2 separate regions of the Homo sapiens genome follow, and region 2 is linked to region 1. The links are chromatin loops, found by intact Hi-C in ENCODE. Cell type or tissue: GM12878. All regions are shown on one strand. Each heading gives the region's core, and the rest is flanking DNA. Links, peaks and the distances in the headings are about the cores only.

Region 1 (11,746 bases), core at 3,308-7,307:
CTAGAACTAGAAATACCATTTGACCCAGCAATACCATTACTGGGTATATACCCAAAGGATTATAAATCATTCTACTATAAAGACACATGCACACGTATGTTTATTGTGGCACTGCTAACAGCAGCAAAGGCTTGGAACCAACCCAAATGCCCATCAATGATAGACTGGATAAAGAAAATGTGGCACATATACACCATGGAATACTATGAAGCCATAAAAAAGGATGAATTCGTGTCCTTTGCAGGGACATGGATGACGCTGGAAACCATCATTCTGAGCAGACTACCACAAGAACAGAAAACCAAACACCGCATGTTCTCACTCATAAGTGGGAGTTGAATAATGAGAAGACATGGAAACAGGGAGGAGAACATCACACACCATGGCCTGTTGGGGGCTGGGGGGCTAGGGGAGGGATAGCATTAGGAGAAATACCTAACGTAGATGATGGGTTGATGGGTGTAGCAAACCACCGTGGCACGTGTATACCTGTGTAACAAACCTGCACATTCTCCACGTGTACCCCAGAACTTAAAGTATATATGTGTGTGTGTGTGTATATATATGTATACGTATATATATATTTATGTATATATATATGTGTGTGTGTGTATATATGTGTGTGTGTGTGTGTATATATATATATATATATATATATATATATATATATATATATATATATATATATATATATATATATATATATATATATATATATATACACACACACACACACACACACACATAAAGGAATTCACTGGTGAATCCATCCGGGCTTGGTGCTTTCTGTTTTGGAAGGTTATTAATTATTGGTCTGAATTTGTTTTGTTTTTAAATTTTTATTTTTAATTTTATTGGGTACATAGTAGATGTATATATTTATGGGGTACATTAGATGTTTTGATATAGGCATGCAATGTGAAATAAGCACATCATGGAGAACAGGGTATCCATCCCCTCAAGCATTTATCCTTGAGTAATAAACAATCCAACTACTGTATTTAAGTTATTTTGAAGTGTACAATAATTATTGACTATCGTTACCCCATTGTGCTATCAAATAGTAGGTATTATTCCATTGTTTCTAACTATATTTTGTATTGTATCCATTAACCATCCCCACTTCCCTACTATTAATAACTCCTAATTACCCTTCTCAGCCCCTGGTAACCGTTCTACTCTGTATGTTCATGAGTTCAACTGTTTTGGTTTTTAGCTCCCATAAATGAATGATAAAATGAAGTGTTTTTCTTTCTGTACATGGCTTGTTTCACTTAACATAATGATCCACAGTTCCATCTATGCTGTTGCAAATGACTAGGTCTCATTCATTTTTATGACTGAATGGTACTCCATTGTATATATGTACCACATTTTCTTTATCCATTTATCTTTTTATGGAAACTTAGGTTACTTCCTCTTATTAGCTATTGCAAACAGTGCTGCAACAAACATAGGAGTGCAGATATCTCTTCAATATACTGATTTCTTTTCTTTTGGGTATATACCCAGCAGTGAGATTGCTGGATTATATGGTAGCTCAATTTTTAGTTTCTTGAGGAAGCTCTAAACTGTTCTCCATAATGGTTGTACTAATGTACCTTCCCACCAACAGTGTACAATAGTTCCCTTTTCTCCACATCCTTGCCAGCCTTTGTTACTGCCTGTTTTTTGGATATAATCTATTTTAACTAGGGTGAGATGATAGCTCATTATAGTTTTGATTTGCATATCTCTGATGATCCGTGGTGCTGAATACCTTTTCATATGTTTCTTTGCCATTTGTATGTCTTCTTTTGAGAAATGTCTATTCAAATATTTTGCCCATTTTTTGATCCAATTATTAGATTTTTTCCTACAGAGTTTTTCGAGCTTCTTATATATTCTGGTTATTAATCTTTTGTCAGATGGGTAGTTTGCAAATATTTTCTCCCATTCTATGGGTTGTCTCTTCATTTTGTTGATTGTACCTTTTGCTGTGCAGAATCTTTTTAGCTTGATGTGATTCTATTTGCCCATTTTTTGTTTTGGTTGCCTGCACTTTTTGGGTATTGCTCAATAAATTTTTGCCCAGACTAATGTCCTGGAGATTTTTCCCAATATTTTCTTGTAGCAGTTTTATAGATTGAAATCTTAGATTTAAGTCTTTAATTCACTTTAATTTGATTTTTGTATATGGTGAGAGATAGGATTCTAGTTTCATACTTCTGCATATGGATGTCCAGTTTTCCCAGAAAAATTTATTGAAGAGACTGTCTTTTTCCCAGTGTATGTTCTTGGCACCTCTGTCAAAAATGAGTTCACTGTAGGCAGTGTGGATTTATTTCTGGGGTCTCTATTCTGTTCCATTGGTGTATGTGTCTGCTTTTATGCTTGTACCATGCCCTTTTGGTTACTATAGCTCTGTACTATAATTTGAAGTCAGCTAATATAGTTCCTCCAGTTTTGTTCTTTTTGCTTAGGATGGCTTTGGCTCTTCTGGGCCTTTTTGTGTTTCCATATAAATTTTAGAATTGTTTTTAATATTTCTGTGAAGAATGTCATTAGTACTTTGATAGGGATTGCACTGAATCTGTGGATTGCTTTGGGTAATAAGGATATTTAACAATATTAATTCTTACAATCCATGAACATGGAATATTTTTTCAAATTTTGTTGGCTTCTTCAATTTCTTTCATCAGTGTTTTATATTTTTCATTATAGAGATCTTTTATTTCTTTAAGATAATTATTGTTTCATTTTTTGCATGGCTATTATAAATGGGATTATATTTGTATTTCTTTTTCAGATTGTTCATTGTTGTCATATTGAAATGCTAATGATTTTTATGTTAATTTTGTGTATGCACATTTACTGAATCTATTCATCACTTTTTTTGTTTTTTGGTTTGTTTTGAGATGGAATCTCACTCTGTCACCCAGGCTGGAGTGCAGTGGCATGATCTTGGCTCACTGCAACCTCCACTTCCTGAGTTCAAGCAATTCTCCTGCCTCAGCCTCCCGAGTAGCTGGGATTACAGGCAAAAGCCACCATGCCTGGCTACTTTTTGTATTTTAGTAGAGATCGGGTTTCACCACGTCAGCTAGGCTGGTCTCGAACTCCTGACGTCAGGTGATCCACCCACCTAGGCCTCCCAAAGTACTGGCGTTACAGACGTGAGCCACTGCACCTGGCCTGTTTATCAGTTTTAAAAGGTTTCCTGTGGAGTCTTTAGGATTTTCCAAATATAAGATCATATCATCTGCAAATAAGGGTCATTTGACTTCTTCCTTTCCATTTTGGATGCCTTTTATATCTTTCTCTTGTCTGATTGCTCTAGCTAGGACCTCAAGTACTATGTTGAATAATAGTGGTGACAGTAGGCATCCTTATCATGTTCCTTATCTTCGAAAAAAGGCTTTCAGTTTTTTCCCATTCAGTATGATACTATCTGTGGGTCTGTCATATATGGCTTTTATTATTTTGAGGTACGCTCCTTCTATAACAGTTTTTTAGGGTTTTTATCATGAAGGGATGTTGTATTTTATCAAATGTTTTTTCAGCATCAATTGAAATAATCATATTGTTTTTATCCTTCATTCTGTTGATATGATGTATACATTGATTGATTGGTGTAGGTTGTTTCTCCTTGCTTCCCAGGGATAAATCCCACTTGGTCACAATAAATGATCTTTCTAATGCATTGTTGTATTTGGTTTGCTAGTATTTTGTTGAGGATTTTTGCATCAATGTTCATCAGAGACACCGGCCTGTAGTTTTCTTTTTCTGACGTGTCTTTGTCTGGTTTTGGTATCAGGGTAATACTGACCTTGTAGAATGAGTTTAGACATATTTCCTCCTCCTTTATTTTTTAAGAATAGTTTGATAGGATTGGTATTAATTGTTTAAATGTTTGGTAGAAATCAGTGGTAAAGCCATGGGTCCCCAGGCTTTTCTGCATTGGAATTCTTTTTATTATAGCTTTGATTTTGTTACTTGTTATTGGTCTCTTCAGGTTTTGAATTTCTTCTTGGTTCAATCTTGGTAGGTTGTATGTATCTAGGAATTTGTCCATTTTTTCTAGATATTCAAATTTATTGGCAGATAGTGGCTCATAGTAGACATTAATTATCTTTAGAATTTCTGCAGTATTAGCTGTAATATCTCCTTTTTAATCTCTGATTTTATTTATTTGTATCTTTTTCTTCTTAGCCTGGCTATAGGTTTGTCAATTTTGTTTAACTTCTCAAAAAACCAACTTTCTGTTGCACTGATCTTTTATATGTTTTTATTTCAATTTTATTTCTTCTCTAATCTTCTTTCTACTAAGTTTGGGTCTGATGTGCTCTTGCTTTTCTAGTTTCTGAAGAAGTATCATTAGATTTTTTATTTGAAGTTTTTCTACTTTTTTGATGTAGACATTTATAGCTATAAACTTCCTTCTGAATATTGCTTTTGCTGTATCCCATAGGTTTTCATATATTGTTTCCATTGTTATTTGCCTCAAGACATTTGTATCTTCATATGATTTCTTGTTGCTCATTAACATCTTTCTTTCTGATTGAAGTACTCCCTTTAGAATTTCGTGTAGGATAGATCTGGTATTAATGAAATCCCTCAGCTTTTGTTTGTCTGGGAACGTCTTTATTTCTCCTTCATGTTTGAAGAATATATTAACCAGATATACTATTCTAAGGTGAAAGTTTTTTTCTTTCAGCACTTTAAATATGTCATTCCACTCTCTCTTGGCCTGTAAGGTTTCTGCTGAAAAGGCGGCCGCCAATTGTATTGGACCTCCATTGTATGTTATTTGTTTCTTTTCTCTTGCTGCTTTTAGGATCCTTTCTTTATTCTTGACCTTTGGGAGTTTGATTATTAGATGCCTTGAGGTGTGTTCTTTGGGTTGTCTTCTTGGTGTTCTATGACCTTCTTGTACTTGGATACTGACATCTTTCTTTAGGTTTGGGATGTTCTGTGTCATTATCCCTTTGAATAAACTTTGTACCCCTACCTCTTTCTCTACATCCTTTTAAAGGCCAATAACAGATTTGTCCTTTTGAGGCTATTTTCAAGATCCTGTAGCTATGCTTCATTGGTTTTTATTCTTTTTTCTTTTGTCTCCTCTGACAGTGTATTTTCACATAGCCTGTCTTCAAGCTCATTAATTCTTTCTTCTGTTTGATCAATTCTGCTATTAAAGGACTCTGATGCATTCTTCCATGTGCCAATTGCATTTATCAGCTCCAGAATTTCTGCTTGATTCTTTTTAATTATTTCAATCTCTTTGTTAAATTTATCTGATAGAATTCTGAATCCCTTCTATGTGTTATCATGACTTTTTTTTTTTTTTTTTTTAGTTTCTTCAACACAGCTATTTTGAGTTCTCTGTCTGAAAGGCCACATATCTTTGTTTCTCCAGGATTGGTTCTTGATGTCATATTTAGTTCATTTGGTGAGACAGTATTTTCCTAGATGGTGTTGATGCAAGTAGATGTTCTTCTTTGCCTTGGCGTTGAAGAGTTAGGTATTTATTGTAGTCTTCACTGTTTGGGCTCATTTGTAGCCATCCTTCTTGGGAAAGCTTTCCAGATATTTGAAAGGACTTGGGTGTTGTGATCTAAGCTGTATCTCCTTTAGGGGGCACCCCAAGCCCAGTAATGCTGTGGTTCTTACAGACTCATAGAGGTACCGCCCTGATGGTCTTGAACAAGATCTGGAAGAATTCTCTGGATTGTCAAGCAGAGACTCTTGTTCTCTTCATTTACATTCTCGCAAACATACAGTCTCTATCTCTCCGTTAAAAACCATGTAGAGCTGGGGGTGGAGTGATACTAGCACCCCTGTGGCCACCAGCACTGTGACTGTGCAGGGTCAGACCTGAAGTCAGCACAGCACTGGGTCTCACCCAAGGCTTGCTGTAACCACTCACTGGCTGCTGCCTATGTTTGCTTTAGGCTCTGGAGCTCTACAATCAGCATGAGGCAAAGCCAGATAAGCCTGCGACCTGCTCTTCAGGGTGGTGAGATCCTCCAGACTCCAGGTGAGTCTAGGGGTGCAATCCAGCATTAAGAGACTAAAGTCTAAAACCTTAGAAGTCTACCTGGTATTCTATTGTACTGTGGCTGACCAGACAGTCAAACCACAAGATACACTTCTTCCTACTCTTCTGTCCTCTTTCCAAAGGCAAAGGCACTTCACCCTGTAGCCACCCCTGGCCACAAGGCATACTACCAGACTACGCCAACTTTCCCTTAAGGCCCAAGGGCTCTCAAGTTAGCTTGTGGTGAATGCTGCCTGACCTGGGACTCACCCCATAAGGCAGTGGGCTCCCCTCTAGCCCAGGGCAGGTCCAGAAATGCCATCTAAGAGTAAAGTGCTAGAATCAGGGATCCCAAGAGGCTTCTTTGTGCTCTAACCCTCTGTGGCTATGCTGGCATCTAAGGTACAAGAAAAAGTCCCCTTTACTTTTCCCTCTGCTTTTCTCAAGCATAAGTGGTTTTGTCCCATAGCCACCATAGCTGGTAATGTGATGAGTATCAACTGAAGCCAGCATGTCTCAGAGGCTCACCCATGGCCCTCGACAGAGTACCTGGGTATCACTGATGATTATTTGGGGCCCAAAGGCTCTTTAGTCACTAGGTGATGAATGCTACCAGCACTGGGTCCTTTCCTTCAAGGCAGTTTCTAGACAAACCCTCTGGCCCAAGGTTTGTCTAGAAATACCATCTGGGAGCTAGAGCCTGCACCAAGGGCCTCATGATTCTGATCTGTACCCTGTCTTTCTGTGGCTGAGCTGGTATTCAATAGGCAAGTCAAAGTCCTTCCCCCTCTTCCCTCTCCTCTCCTCAAACAGAAGGAAGGGGTCTCTTTGGATCCAAAGGCTGTGCAGACTGGGATTAGGGTACGGTGATGCCAGTACTCTCTTGGCTGCTCCAGCAGGTGGAGTACCTCAGTAGGTCCTGTGCCCCTCCCCCGCAGTCTACTGTCTTTGGGCCTAGTTTAGCACTAGCACTCACCTAAGGGTTGCAGTCCTTATGGCCTACACTGCCTTTCATGTTTAGTTGGAGACAGACCTCACCGTAGCCCTCAGTGGGAGGTTTGCAGGAACTCAAGTTCAGACTGCTGGGAGAGGTGATTACCCTCTGGGTAGAGCTGATTTAAATGCTCCCTCCATGGGCAGGTGTCAGCTGAGTTTGGCCAGGTTTTCCTTTCTGCTGTAATAGGATAGCACTGAGTCATTGCCTCACAATTGCTATGTTCTCCCTCCTCCAGCACCCAGAGATGCTCTCCTGAGGCCCAGACCACCACTGCCAGCCATGGAGGAGGAGTGGCGTTGGCGATTCAGGACTGCTTTTTCTGTCTCTTCAGTGCCTCTCTCAGCAACATGAAGGTAAAAACCAGGTACTGTGAGTGCTCACCTGATTTTTAGTTCTTGATGGTGTCTTTTCGTTGTAGATAATTGTTAAATTGGCATCCTTGAGAGGGGAACAATCAGTGGAAACTTCTAGTCTGCCATCTTCTTCCACCTCCCCTGATTTGATTTTTAATAGATTTATGTCTATCCCTTACATTTCTTTTGTAAGAATGTTTTCCTTTGTAACAAGAAATAACTATGTATTTGTTGAGAAATTGTGTCTTTTAAGGAATTGGCCTATTTTATCTAAGTTTTCCCAGTACTTTTAGTTCTGATATTAGTAATTAGTATCATCTCTATTCTTAGCTTTTCAATTTTTTCATCTTTTCAAAAAACCATCTTTTGGTTTTCTCTATTGATTTCTTGTTTTTAATTTCATTGATTTCTGCTCTAATTTTTATTATTTCTTTTCTTCTGCTTACTTTTGATTTTATTTACTCTTTCAAGTTTCCTAAGGTGGAAAACTAGAAATATCTTTCTCAATCCATTTACTTTTGCTATATGGAAGTAATTTCTCTAATGTTTGCAATATACCCTTACAGCTAATGCAAACCCACTTTCAAAGAGCATGCTATTGCTTCACAGGTAGTATGAATACCTTATATTTTAAAAAAATAATTAAAATGCCTTCCTCCCATTTCTTGTATCATAGCTGTCATTTACATCTAAGCATATATACTGTTCTTAGATACTGATATGGTTTGAATTTGTGTCCCCACACAAATCTCATGAGGAATTGTAATCCCCAATGTTGAAGGAAGGACCTGGTGGGTGGTGATTGGCTCAGAGGGGCCGATTTCTCCTTGCTTTTCTCATGATAGTGAGTGAGTTCTCATGAGATCTGGTTGTTTAAAAGTGTATAGCACCTCCCCCTTCTCCCTCTTCCTCCTGCTCTTGCCAGGTAAGACGTTCCAGCTTCCCCTTCACCATCCATCATTCTTGTAAGTTTCCCGAGGCCTCCTCAGAAGCAGAAGCCTGTACAGCCTGTAGAACCATAAGCCAATTAAACCTCTTTCCTTTATAAATTACCCAGTTTCAGGTATTTATTTGTAACAGTACAAGAACGAACTAATGCAGACACACACACACACACACACACACACAAAGATATATGTGTAAGCATACATAATGAAATACATTGTTGCTATTACTTTATGAACAAAATGTTATCTATTAGACCAACTAAGAATAAGAAAAATAAAAGCTTTTGTTTACCTTCATTTATTCCTTCTCTAATGCTCTTCCTTTTTTACGTAGATATGTGTTTCTGACCTATATCATTTTTCTTCTTTTCAAATAAATAACTTCTTTTAACAATTCTTGCAAGACAAGTCTACTGGCAACAAATTTATTCAATATTTATTTGTCTGAGAAAGGTTTTATTTCTCCTTCACTTTTTAAAATTGTGAAATAACACTTAACATGAGATCTGTTAACAATTTTTAAGTGTACACTACATAATTTTTGACTGTAGGTACAATATTGTAGAATAGATCTCTAGGCTTGTTTATGTTGCTTGAGTGAAAGTTTATATCTGTTGATTTCCAACTCCATTTCTCCATCCTCCAGCCCCTGGTTACCACCATTCCACACTTTGATTCAATGAATGTAACTATGTTAGTTACGTTACATAAATCATGCATTGTCTTTTTGTTACTGGCTTATTTTATTTAATATAATGTCTTTAGGTTGCATCCATGTTGTTGCATATTGCAGAATTTCTTTATTTTAAAAGGCTGAGTAGTATTCCATTGTATGTATATATCACATTTTCTGTATCCATTCATCTGCTGATGGCATTTAGACTATTTTTATTTCTTAGCTGTAATGAATAGTGCAACAATGAACACAGAAGTGTTAATATATCCACAAGATCATGATTTCAGATCCGGAATGGGATTTCTGGATCATATGGCAGTGCTATTTTTAAATTTTTGAGGAACCTTCTTACTATTTATAGCAGCTGCGCCATTTTGCATTCCCCTCAGCAGTACCATGCAAGGGTACCAATTTCTTTCCCTAGTATTGTTTCTTCTTCTACTTTTTTTAAGTAATAGTCATCCTGGTAGGTTTGATATAACACCTTATCATGGTTTTGATTTGCATTTACATTAAGATCAGAAACATTGAGTACTTTTTCATCTACCTCTTGGGCATTTACGTGTCTTTTTGGAGAAACGTCTATTTGAGTCCTTAGCCCACTCTCACTTCTACGAATTTTAATGTTTGGGATCTTACATTTAGGTCTTTAATCTGTTTAGAATAAAGTTTTGTGTACGGTGTGATATAAGGGTCCAGTTTCATTCTTTTGCATGTGGATTCCAGTTTTCTCAGTACCATTTATTGAAGAGACATTCTGTTTTTCATTGTGTATTTTGGCACCTTTCTGGAAAGTCAGTTGACTGTAAATATGTAGATTTGTTTCTAGGCTCTGTATGCTTTTCCATTGGTTTTTATGTCCATCTTTATGTCAGTGCATTCTGTTTAGATTACTGTAATTTGTAATGTATTTTAAAATCAGAAAATATGGTGTCTATGGTTTTATTCTGTTTGCTCAAGATTTATTTAGCTATTCAGAGACTTTTGTGGTTGCATGTGAATTTTAGAATTGTTTCTATATCTGTAAAAAAATACCATTGGGATTTGGTAGAGATTACTTTGGGTAGTGTGGACATTTTAACAATATCATGTTGTTCAATCCATGAAGATGGAAAGTCTTCATATTTGTTTTCTTCTGGTTTAATTTCTTTTATCAATGTTTTGTAGGTTTCAGTATATAAGTCTTTGACCTCCTTACTGAAGTTTATTCCTAGTTTATTCTTTTTGTGCTGTTTTAAATGGGATTTTCATAGTTCCCTCTTCAGATAGTTCATTGTTAGTATATAGAAGTGCAACTGATTTTTGTAAGTTGATTTTGTATCCTACAACTCTACTGAATTCATTCAATTTTTCTAACAGTTTCTAAAAGTTAACAGATTATACCATCTACACCAGGGAACATTTTACTTTTTCTTTCTTATTTGAATGACTTTTACTTCTTTTTCTTGCCTACTTGCTCTGGCTAGGACTTCCAGTAGTATGTTTAATAGAAACGGTAAAAGTGGGCATCCTTGTCTTGTTCTTGATATTGGAGGAAAAACTTTAAATTTTTCACTGTCAAGTATGATGTTAGCTGTGGGCTTATCATATTTGACCTTTATTATGTTGAGGTAATTTCTTACTTTTCGTAATGTGTTGAGAATTTCTATCATGAAAGCATAATTAATTTTGATAAGTGCCTTTTCTGCATTTATGATCCTGTAATTTTTATTTTTTATTATGTAATGTGCTATATTGATATTGTATAATAACATACATTAATTTTAAAAAGTTGAACCATCCTTATGTATCAGGTATAAATCCCAATAATCATAGTGTATGATTCTCTTAATGTTAGTATGATTCTCTTAATGTTATGTTGGACTCAGTTTGCTAGTATTTTATTGAGGAATTTTGTATTCAAATTTACCAAGGATCTTGGCTTTGTTTTCTTTTTTGTGATGCCTTTGTTTTCTTTTTTGTGATGCCTTTGTCTGGCATTGGTATAAAGGTAATGCTGGCCTGATAAAATGCATTTGAGTGTTCCTTGAGGTATGAAGTTAAATTGTTAATTAATATCCTTCCTCTTTATAATATAGTCATTCATTACTGTCAACTGCCCTCTTGGTACTGCTTTTGCTTCATTTCATTACTTTTGGTACGTTGTGCTTTTGTTTTTGTGGGGGAAGATAAAGCATTCTTATAGTTTATAAATCTGTGTGAGGGTTTGGGTACACCTGTGCTCTGGGACTGTGAACTTCGCCAGTGATTCTCAGTATTTTTTTTCCCTTAAGTGAGACAGAATGGCTAGAGGGTACTGGAGTTGGGTATTTCCCTTCCCCAGGTAAGTTAGACTCTGAAAAACAAACAAAACAACAAAACAAAACAAAACAAGGAAACAGCAGGTTAGGCTCTGGTAAAATAGTTTCTCTTGAATGCAGGCCTTTTTAAAGGACAGAATGCTATTGTGAATTCGAAATGTTTATTTTTTCCCTCCTTCATTGGAAGCCCTAGGAGATTTTTCTCAGATATTCACTATGAGAACCTGGTAAGGTTCCCGGAGGTAAGACTCAAAAAATTGTGGGGATCTGCCTGTGGCTTAACCTCCCTGAAAATTTTAACTCTCAGACTGATTCATACTGAGCCTCCAGCAATTAATCAATTACAGTTCATTTCTAAGTACTAATTTCCATGGAGGTTTCTTATCATGTGTTTCTGAGCTTGCGATGCTCTGTATTTGCCTGTCTCTCCAATTTTGGGTGTTAATAGATTACC
Region 2 (11,746 bases), core at 4,014-8,013, 130 kb after region 1:
TAGAAAGAAACTTAGGAGTCATCCAATTTCAGTTAATATCAAATCAATTCCTATTAGTAGAAAAATCCAACTCAGCATTGCATTTTCCTTGGCTTGAAAAATGATATTCAGAATTATCTGGCTGGAATTAAAGTTCAGCTTCTCTGCTTGTCTCTGTGTTGAGCTGCAGTTAGTCTTGAGATGTCAAGCAAAATTATAATTAAAGCACTGAATAGGTTAATCCATACCTAGACTTAATGTTTTAAAAGGACATTTAAAATGTACCTTTATATTTATTTGACAAATCTGCATACACACCTAACTCTTTATATATCTCATTTCATCTAGTCCATGATAGAACACTTTGTATTGTTTAAGCCTTTTGGCTGTACAGATGGTTCTTAATTTGTAATAAAAAAAAAAGTATTTGTCAGTTTTCTTTTCAACCTGTCTTATTTATATATCACGAGGACAAAGAACGTTCCCAAATGGTTCAGAGAGGGAGAATTAGTATTTGCTGCTCTTTTTCCCTCTTAGCTTCTCATTTTATTTTTAATGTTTGATCCAAAGTCATCTCACTCCTACTCGACAGTGTGGAACTTTCTTGCTTCTCTTGCCTCTTGCTTTGACTATTCGAGTCAATCCAAAATACTGCTAGAGAAAATTTATGTTTGACTGTAACAACTCTGAGCTTAACTTGGAATGGTGGTGACCATTCTTCTTATGAAAACTAATAGTTCATTACTTCCCAAGTCATTCTATTTGAATTTTGAGTCACTCTTATTTTTAGAAGTTTGCCTTTATCGAGCCAAAACCCAGGCAACGAATCATTGGTCCTATTCTGTAATACGAAACCAAACAGAATCAGTCTAATGATCCTTCTATATACAAATTTATAATCCTTTAAGGAATCTATATGATGCTAGCTTTTTTTGGTTTTTAGTTAATTTGCTTTGTTTTGAAACAAAAATTTCCAAGCAAAATAGTGAGATTTTTCTAGAGACAGAAAGAAACAGAAGTGCCAATTTTCTTCTAATTTTTCATCTAATTAAATCTTTGATTCGAATTCTCCATTTGACAAATGAGAACGTCTACTTCCAACTCTAGTCTTCACAAATATATGCAAGACAGGATGGTTACATTTTATAAAGTCAATTTAGCTCATTATTCTCTACCAATAGACTTAGTTCACATGCTAGAAAATTGAAGTATTTGATCAGTTAGGAAGAAAATATATGTGATTTTACAGGACTCTTGAGCAATTTTTAAGAAGAGAGGAAAGGGGCATTCTTCCTTAATTATCTAACTTAAATTTCACCTCCTCTGTGAAGTCCTCCTCTTTCCCCAGCTTTCTTTACCCTTCAGTCATCACCTATTTCCCTTTAACGTTTTGTGCAATGGTCATATCCCAACTTTGGATTATATTTCAATATGTACAAACTGATCTCTAGTCTAGCCAGTGGGCTACTGGAGGACAAGAAAGTTAACCACTTGTATCTCAGGCACATTGTGAGGAATCAATAGATATTAATTCACTCGAATTAGAAGTTGAATTAACTCTATTTCCCAAAGACAAGCTGAATAGATTCTATTGATTTGTTCCAAGGTCATAGATGTTGATGGTTTCGAATGAAGCTGATTCAGCTTTCCTGGTCTCATCCGGACAAGCTGATTCTATACACACCATTTGTTCATTTTGTGAAACTATGTTCCTAAGAAAATATATTGAGCTTTCATTCTCACAATATGTATAATACTTGTATTTTGCAACTTACAATATTGGCCGTATTCAATAAGGGGACATTTTCTACAAGAATTGCTCTCAGATGGATACCATGGATGGCCACAAAGTTTTCCTTTGTGCCATTTTTAGCAGAATCCTAGACACATCCTACAAATTTATATGATTTTTAGATCATAACTCATACTTTTTAATTACCTTGGTATTTTTGGAAGGCTTTTCCTAGTCAGGCAAAGAGACCATTCTAAACCAAAAGGAAAGCTCCATTTGGGGTGGAAAATGAGCAGACTAAAAAAATACATCCAAAGGGCAAAAATAGATATATCTGTGTCCGATTTTTTACACCAGTCTCACAAAATCTATGCCTAGAACATTTTCACAGGACACTGGTACCATGGAGAGATCAAATGATAAACTTATATGGCATTTGATTAGATTAAATTATAACTAGCCAGATTCTGATCAAGCAAAGAAACACACAAAGACACATGGCACAGAGCTAAGTTCTAGGTGTTTTTACCTAGGACCTTTTCAGCCTCTGGTGGCAGAGGAGAAATAAGAATTGATTGGTGAAGGCTATCCTTGCCCTTCTGAAGAGAAGTGATTTCTTCCTACTTCAGGATGTTCATATATAGCTGCCAAGCAGAGCCAAGGAAGCCGTCAACCTGGGAACAAATTTTGGTGGTACTGAACCACTTCTGTCTTGTTCCCCCTTACTGTGCCTATTGATTTGGGGACTGAGCCCCAAAGGCCAGATATTTTAAGGGACATTCAATATATGAGAATTATGTGTGAATTATGAAGTGTATAAAGCAAGATGCTTTGAAACTCTGTGTCCAATTAAGTGGTGTTTCACCTTGTCTGAGCTTGTTTCCTAATTAGTAAAGTTAAATGAAGAAATTGAATGATTTCACTTAATTCCTAAATAGCAGATTGGAATCAAACTTCCTATACTTAGCTCCTCCTACACTTTATTGTTTAGGATATGTCAATAGCAGAAAACACAATTACCAGTGAGGAAAACTAAATCATCACCACCATTATCACCATCATTGTCATTGTTATTATTATTATTGTCATGTTCATCACAGCATGGAAGAATATTTTTCAGAGTTTTTATTCTGTTTCTTAAAGAAGGCAATTTAATATACTCAGAGTTGCAGTCTTTGACCAGTGTTAAGGTAACAGCTCAATGCTTGTGATCCAATCCTTACATAACTTGAGGGGAAGATTTATTTGTATATTTATCTTTGTTGAATACCTACTAAGTTTGCCATCTATCCTTTTTGACACCTCTTTTTATCACTTCAAAGTTGAGATAATGGTAACTATGTATTGTAATAATAATATTTTTTAAAAATCTGTAATTGGCATTTCCAATATTTATTACTCAACTTTCTATATATATAACTTTTTGGATTCTTTCTAAATTAGTATGCTTTACATCATAGAGGGCACTCAGGACCTGTCTCCAGGCTTCACTGCTATATGACAGATGCCAAAAATACATACACTAGAGGACTTTGGAAATCTGAAGAGTCCATACAGAGTATTAGTGATTCTTTTCTCTGTGTCATTTGTAGGATATAGTCTATTATTATCACGTTTGAGTTGTAGCTCATTTGGGTTTTTTTTTCCTTTTAGATATGAATATCAGAAGATATATTATAAAAAAGGGTTAAATACAACCCCCTTCCACTAGTCCAGCTTTAAATCAAATGCTGTCAGCTAATGTAATATATAATATAAATATGATTTTCTTAGTCATTTACAGTAACATTTTCACAGTGACATGAAAGTGATATCTCTAAAATAAAAGTCTGATGATAATGCTGCCTTTTCTAAAACACTTCAGTGGCATCCCACACCTCATTGTTGAAGCTGAAACTCCTTAGTATAAAATATAAGAGGCTCTGTTATTTTGCTCTTGCTTATTGCTCTATTCCTTGTCCATTAATGCCACATCCCACATTCATGGGTTTTTACCCTCGGGTGTAACAATTCATGATACTTGTTTTCAAAGACAGTGATAGATGCAGGTCTCCATATATGATAGAAGTTACAGTTTGTTTAAGGTATATTCTAAGGTCTTAGATGAAGCATAAAGCATAGATGCTTTATGATGTGAAAATATCTATAAGTTTATTGAGTCACAGAAACCAGGAAATAGGGACTTTCCAGGTGCTCTGTTAATCCATGTTGTTGTAAAGATGCATGATCATTAACTTCACTGAAAGAAATGGTAAGCCCAGTAGAACATTAAGTGCCCCAGCATAGTTCCCATATAGGATCTGAGGAAAGGGACATTTGTTTTCATTCATTCACATTTCTGTAAAAAAAAAAAAAAAAAAAAATACACACGGTGTCTTGTATTGTGTCACAAGAAAAGTAGAAAATGTTCTCAATGACGAAGGGTCACTTTCTTGTTACCATTAACTAGAGTTTTCCTCATGGAATGAATGATATCACTGCTTGTTTCCTTCTGAGCTCTCTCTAAAAAAACCCTTTTCATTTCCTTCTGAGCTATACCTAGAAAAGCCCTTTCCTTTACTGAGTATTACCAAGGAAAGGTGAAAAATGAGTTTCCTCTAAGTATTTCTGATTCATACTTTTTCATTTCTATATTGACTTGGTTACACACAGCATATTTCTGTGATTTCAGGTTCTTCTTGTAATTCTTTTTTAGCACCAAAACATGTTGTCTATCTTTTTATATACATAATGAAGTATGCACATTGAAAAAGTGAAAATATGTACTCTCTGTTGCACCTTGCTATTTATCTTCCAAAAAGAATGAATCCTTGAAAAAAACAGCTGGGCATTAAAATAACAAACATATCTAGTACATGCCAGAGAAAATTTATAATAAATTTAGAAAATAATCTTTTTATAATAGGTCCTCAGATAGCAGCCTAATATCACATATGCCTTGTCTAATAATCCCTACAGCCATCTGAGATTGAGAGAGAGTTAGGAGCCTCACTGCATGTGCTAAACACTAAAGTAATTGGAGCTGAGGCAAGGCTATTCTAAAGAAAGCCTGTATCTCAGTGGGGAGCTCCCTTTTCAAAACTATCTTGTTCACACAATCCAAATGACATTTGGAAGCAGCAGCAGCTTTGGACAAATTGCAGCCTTTTGCAAGTACATTCTCCAAATCTGGTTCTGCTGGAGTTACAGTCCAAAGACTCAAGTTAGATTCCAGGGCCTACCACTTAGACTTACAAGCTGTATGACTATAATCTATTTACTTCTCTGTGCTTCAGTGCCCTCATAGATAAAGTGCATATGATTATAGTACCTACACCTCATAGGTAGGTACTATGAATGTTAAGACAGTAGAAATGCCTAGCATATAGTGTTTAATGAACTTTTATCATTACTATGATTAAGGTAGCTAGATATACAGAAAAGAAAACATTGGTAAAATGAGAATCACTTATGGAATCTCTTCTCATTAGATTTACCTGGTATCAATACACTATAGAGCACACAATTATGTCCTTGCTCTCCTTAGCTATCTATGGTTTCATCATGGTCATTTCCAGGAGGGGTCTGAATATTCTGTGTTTTAATCCACACAAGGGTAACAGAAGAAAATACCTGAGTTCTAGAAATGCCTCAGCACTGGAAAAGTTACCTGATATTCAGGGCCACTCTCACAGGAGCTGCTTTCTAGCCATCTCTTCTGAGAGCAGTGTCACACTGGGAATACACAGAGGACCATGATGTAAAAAGCAGCAGTGGCTCCTTTCTGTCAAAACTAGTACTCTGTTCCTGCTTCCTTGTGAAAGACAGCATAAAAGAGGAAATGAAAGCGTTTCAAAGACTTGATTAGTTTGTGACTAGAGAGTCAGCTCAGGTGAACAAAATGATTAGTATGGGACCAAAAAGGAAAAAAAAAACCTCAATTTGGATTCTGAATCAGATTTCTGAGATCACTTAACTCATTAAGTACCATCTCCATTCAAAATCCTTTTACATCAAACAACATGAGAAATATGCACAACTACAAAACGAAACACAACAAAACCTTAGATGTTAGGAGGTCACGTTCAAGGGTATCAGCAAAGGCATGTTGGGATCCTCACAGAAACAAAATGTTAATTAACGTGGGTAACAATGTGGACTGGGGAAACAAACACCATTACCTACCTAAACAGCTGGCTTGATATAAAAGAAAACTGTGTGCCATTCTATTCTCTTTATAGTAGTCTTCTCTCTCTTGATCAAATAGAATTTTGAGTTTTATATCTACTGTTTAAGATTATACTGAATTTGAAGAGTCACTATCTCAATATATTTGAGATTATATTGAATTTTCTCTTTATACTTTCTAGAGAATAAATATAAAACATCAATACTACTATTTTGAAACACTGATTTACTTTTCGGAAAGAGAAGAAAGGGCAAAGGGATGGGAACTAATATAGATATACCAAATTATGTGCAACACACACGTAAGTAACTTTCATTTTATTGGTTAGTTTCCTAAATACTATACATGAACTATCATGTTAATCCTTGCAATAGCCCAATAAGGTAGGTTCATTTTTATTCCAATTTTACAAATAAGAAAATAGTCTCAGGGAAGGTAAGTAATTTGCCACAATAATCTCAGTAGCTTGAAGGAGGAAGAGCCAACCTAGATCCACCTGCCTGGGAAACTTTGCTTATTGCAGTTCACCACATTGCCTAGTTAGCCAGAGACTCTGAATAAACTCTTCCAGAGCCTGATTTCTAAAAGGATCTAATTTAATGGTTAGCTCTCTAAGAGAAGCTGCCTTTCCTCTAGGGGGAAGGCATTGACAATTCTAGACAGTGACGTAACCCTCTGCTCAAGGCTGACTTCCTCTTTGTTGGTGACAGCTGAATTCTCCTCCTGGTTCAATCTAAGAAGCACAAAACCAAGTGCACTGCCTCATTGGGCAAGAGAAAAGTGATGAGCGTGCAGAGAGATGCCTGGCAAAGAAGATTACAAACAGCTTGTTTGGAAAGAGTATTTGAGTTTTAGAAAGAAATAGAGTTCATGCTTTTAAGTAGAGGCATGCAAATTTTGGCACATAAACTTCCTGCTTAAGAAATAAATTATCAATCCATGCCCCAGGTTGTAAAGAATTAAGTCAGATTCTTCCCATAACCTAGAACTCTCCTTGTTAGTGATAAAAATTACTTAGGACTTTGTTATTTCATTGCAATAATTAGCACTGACAACTGAGAAGAGACTGAGGTAAGAATGGCCACTAAGACTAAGCTAGTTTTCCACGTTACTCATTAAATCCTTTTAGACTCAGTCCAAGCCCCATCACAGGCATGTCTCATCCCTGAGCTCCTCTTCTAGACTGAGGATGAACCTCACCACCTCACTCTTCTTAGAGACTATATGGATTAGTAATTATCTCATGTACTATACTTATTGTATCTCTTTCAATTCTGGGATGTAACAAAATAGTGGAAATATACAAGTGATAAACCAAAACAATGTATTTGGTATTATAATCTTTCACAAGCCTAGCATGGTTCTGAGTATACTGAATCACAACACTTTAAAACAGCAATTAAAAAAGCTGAGCCCTTTTATATTTGCCAGGCACTATTTTAAGGACGTGTTTCTATTATTTTATAAATTTTTCATAAACACCCTGTAAGATAGGGACTGTAAATGCTCTTACATGCCCCAGTCTGACTTCTGAACCTACTTCCTTTACACTCCGCCACTCTACCACCTACTGAGAGGACTCAGAGCTAGAAAGAATATCTTCATTTTACAAATAAAGTGAAGAACCAGAAAAGTTAACCACCTTGCCCATGCTTAAACTATTACTAGCAGAACTGAGCTAGAAGCCAGTTTTCTGATCCTACTTTCAAAATTATTTGACAACATACCTTTCTGTAAGGGAAGTAATTCATTTATAGAATTTTTGTGCAATTTTAATGTTTTAGAGGAAAACTGTGGCACTTTCAAAGTTTCTCAGTCCCTTGCATACTATCTTCATGGCATATGTGTTATCTTTTATAAAATAGTAATACACAATAATGTATTGTCTTAAAAATAGCATCCTTACCTCAATGCCAGATGGAAAAATATTTCTCAACTACTAAATGTAAATATTAGCTGTGAATGATTTGAGATTCTGCCTGATGAGGAAGCTTTTAGCAGAAAAAGTGGGTTAAGGCTTTAATTTTTAATTCACTTTTATTTAGATAAAACAAACGTGTAGAAAAGTATGGGATATACTACTGTTAATGCAAGTACTCATGTACAAAAATACCTAAACACATATTAATACTTTGCTACATATGGTTTAAAGCCCCTTTAGAAAACAAAAACAGAAACATTATAAAAACGGCTAATGCCTCACTACCATCTGCTTCTTCTACTAAATGTGGCCACTCTTCTGAAATAGTCATACATTGTCCCTACGCATGTCTTACATACTTTCACTACTTACATATGCATGCAGTCATAGGTAATATACAATAATTTTATATGTTTAAAATGTATTTGAAGGGGCCGGGTGTGGTGGCTCACGCCTGTAATCCCAGCACTTTGGGAGGCCAAGGTAGGCAGATCACGAGGTCAGGAGATCGAGACCATCCTGGCTAACATGGTGAAACCTGGTCTCTACTAAAAATAAAAAAAAATTAGCTGGGTGTGGTGGTGGCCTCCTGTATTCCCAGCTACTCGGGAGGCTGAGGCAGGAGAAAGGTGTGAACCAAGGAGGCGGAGCTTACAGTGAATGGAGATCTCTCCACTGCACTCCAGCCTGGGTGACAGAGCAAGACTCTGTTTAAAAAAAAAAAAAATGTATTTGAAGGGTTATCTATTATACAACTACATATTACTTTACTTTCTTCCCTGACATCATGTTTTGTTCTAGTTTTCAGTAAGATACTGCTATCTTTAGGCATATAAATGATATCCCTCGATGTTAGGGCATATGACAAATGTGAGTATAAGATATGACTATGAAGGAAAACCACATATTTAAATAACAGATCCCTGTGAGGCAAAGACTATCATGTATCTTGTTATGTATTTTATCATCTTTAATGCAGATAGAATACTTCTTAAATAAAAATGAAAAATTGACATTATAAAAGTGGAGTGGAGATATAAACAAAACCAAGTATTCACATACAGAGAACCAACTGCTAAAACATCATGAAAATCTAGGACAAGGGAGGCCCACCAGAGAAGGGTAAAGAATTCCGAATGCTCTTGGATTCTAGCCCTGCTGAGCCACTAGGGCTATTGCCCACCTGCTGCTCTGGCCTTTCCAATACCCCTGTCCCCGCCTATCTTACTCTCCTGTGCTTACAAACACTCTTTATCTTTTCTTAGCCCAGCTCTGAGTTTTAGCCAGAGAAAATGCCAGTGGAACATCTCTTCCCTTCTCTTGAAATTCTGTCACCCAACGAAGCCTCCTGACAAGTTCCCCATCACTGGAGCTCTTTTGCAAACATCCTCCCATTAACTACAAATTATTTTGCCTTTCTGACTTGTTGCATTATTCATGCTTTTAGCCTCATGAAATAACTCCCCAAGGCATGTTATTCCTTTTGGCACAAATTTTTCATTTTCCATGCCTATTTTGTGTGACTAAAACATAAGCAATCATAATAACTTGGTGGCTTCTGCAGTGATGTTTCTCCAGAACTCTATCGTCATCCCATATAAAACATATAGTATGGCTTTTTCAAGTGAAAAGATTAATATCTTATTATTCCTATTAAGACTTTTAAGTCTGAAGTTAGAGATGACAATAAGAGTATTGGTTTATAACTCATTCTAATACTAGAGGAACTCCAGGAGCCCCACGACTGGAGCCAAAATAACTACAAAGTGATAATACACATGTGTATGTCACTTAACAGTTTTGTAAATCACGTTTGCTGACATTACTTCATGTGATTTTCACAACAGTAAGAGGTTTAAAAATGAGGGACATGCAGACTACTAGCCTTTTAATTTGCTTCTATTTTCACAAATAGCATCCTTACAGAGTGCTGCAACCAAAAGCCAGAGAGTGTCTTGCCTTTCACAATGCCAAATCAAAAAGGTGAATGCATAGCCCACTCAGAGAAATAAAGCTTATGAAGACAGTCTTCGCTACAGGAGCCTGCTCATCATCCAATATCGTCCTCTTGGCTGTGCACCTTTTGATGTAACACTGAAATGAGAATCAACCAACCTAAATATCTGTAACAATATCTGGGAAGATGTATAATTCAGAATTGCATGAAGACAACAAAAGATTAGTTGACACTTAGGACTGGCAATTTTGTGTGTGCTCCTGTAACCCCAGCCACATGTAACTCCATGCCTGGAGAGTGTTCTGGAATCTGGGCATATCTTCTCTACAGTATTCGACTTGTCTCTTGAATGCCATACATGGCAATTTTGTATGCTGAATTGTGTCCCCTCTCTCCAAATTCATAAGTTGACGTCGGAACCCTCATTACTTCAGAATATAACTGCATTTTGGAGATAAGGTTTATAAAGAGGTAATTAAGTTAAAATGAGGTCCTAACCCAATCTGACTAGCATCCTTCAGAGAAGAGGAAGAAATGCCAGGGCTGTGAGTGCACAAAGGGTCAACTATGTGAAGAGGCATCAAGAGGGCAGCCATCTGCAAAGTCAGAGAGATAAACCTTAGGAGAAACCAACTTGCCAGTGCCTTGATTTTGGACTCGCTTCTTCAGAAATGTGAGAAAATAAATTTTGTTGATTAAGCCACCTAGTCTGTAGTACTTTGTTATGGCAACCGTAGCAAACTATTCCAACAGCAAAGAACGTTAGTCCTGGGTATTTCAAGTGCACCAAATGGCTAACTCTGCAATCAAGATAAAGCGTCACAAGGAGTCTGGAGTTCTCACCTCCCTCATCCAAAAACCCTCAACCTTGGTTCCCAGTCACCCTCCACCAACACCCTCCTTCTTATTTTGTTTGGCTTTGCCTCATGTCTTGTCAGTCATCCTCTATACCATGGATTTTGGTAATGATAGGGGCCCAGTAGCTTTAGATTCTGAGCATTGAAAAGAAATATGTTCTACATGGGCTGGTCTTCAGGCACACTGTCTAAAGGGTAATCAAACATTTCCCATGAAATGTAACCACCCTCTTGCCATCAGATCTTGTATGTATTGTTGTACAGAATATGTTTTATCAGTTCTTCAATGTGATTTGCCATAAAACAACCCCTTCTTTTTATTTGAACTTTGATATACAACATACTCCAAGAGGAGGTTAAGTTTCTTGAACTGGTTGTGAGGAGGGTTAGGAAATTTATCCTACCATACTCACAGTACTATAGAGGCAAATGTGGCATAAAATTATATCCTTGCAACTGCTTCTACCAGGTTTATGAAATTACTCTACAGTTTCCAGTTTCTTCTTACTAAGGTGCTAGTGATAACCAGTAATGAAGGTAAGCCTCTGCTTAGTCCTGCCTAAATTCTTTCTCATCTGATTTCTGTTTTCCTATGTTGTTCTTTTCCCTTTGAGGAATGAAAATTTCTGTGCCTGGATTCTTACTTCTTAATCTCTGTTTATACAGTTCTCCAAAATGTATGCAATAACATTTAGCAATAAATGTCTATAAGCTCTTTTCATCTTGCAAAAACTTGACTGCCTACAAATTTATCACCCTGGAAATGACATCTGCCTGTTCTATCAAGTTGGAAATGCTGTTCACCAACCTAAGCACTTGTGCCTTTTTCTCCAACCTGCTGGGAAGTTGGAGGAGCATGGATCTCTTGTGGGAAGAGCCATTCCCAAATGGTGCCTGAGCTAAAAGCAGATCTCATGGTGGCAGGGGTGATATCTAAAATATTTAATAACTAGTAAGGTACAAGCACAAAAACCAATCAAAACTGATACATATTATGTGGGAATATGAAGCATTTTCAAATTAATCATGAGATAGATTTAAAGAAATATTAAAATTTACCAAATAACTTACTGTGAGTCCCTGGCTTTGTTACAGCTATATCATCATGGTACTTATTAGCCACTGGAGAGGC

Evidence for each region. Peaks named below come from ENCODE experiments on the same cell type or tissue, not always from the same donor. Only the 100,000 strongest peaks of a DNase experiment are listed, where the experiment ranks them.
Region 2: it touches region 1 in a loop (4-fold over the local background); 2 of 110 quality-filtered maps call a loop at or near these places.

Annotation. Positions count from the first base shown.
Region 1 is chr7:19,977,392-19,989,137 of GRCh38, forward strand. All of the region lies in intron 3 of MACC1-OT1 (MACC1 3' UTR overlapping transcript 1), which reads right to left. Among named protein-coding and RNA genes, the nearest start is that of MACC1-OT1, 160 kb to the right of the region's middle. In GM12878, for the core only: a CTCF peak has its summit at 5,631 (motif pointing right); DNase peaks (open chromatin) are centred at 5,670 and 6,470.
Region 2 is chr7:20,108,092-20,119,837 of GRCh38, forward strand. The region is part of intron 1 of MACC1-OT1 (MACC1 3' UTR overlapping transcript 1); the gene reads right to left. LOC105375181 (a long non-coding RNA gene) reads left to right here. Exons shown (of 4, transcript NR_187885.1): 3 at 6,061-6,180; 4 at 9,716-10,464. Among named protein-coding and RNA genes, the nearest start is that of MACC1-OT1, 26 kb to the right of the region's middle. RefSeq lists an enhancer at 8,735-9,261. In GM12878, for the core only: no CTCF peak of the experiment used is centred there; DNase peaks (open chromatin) are centred at 5,580 and 6,570.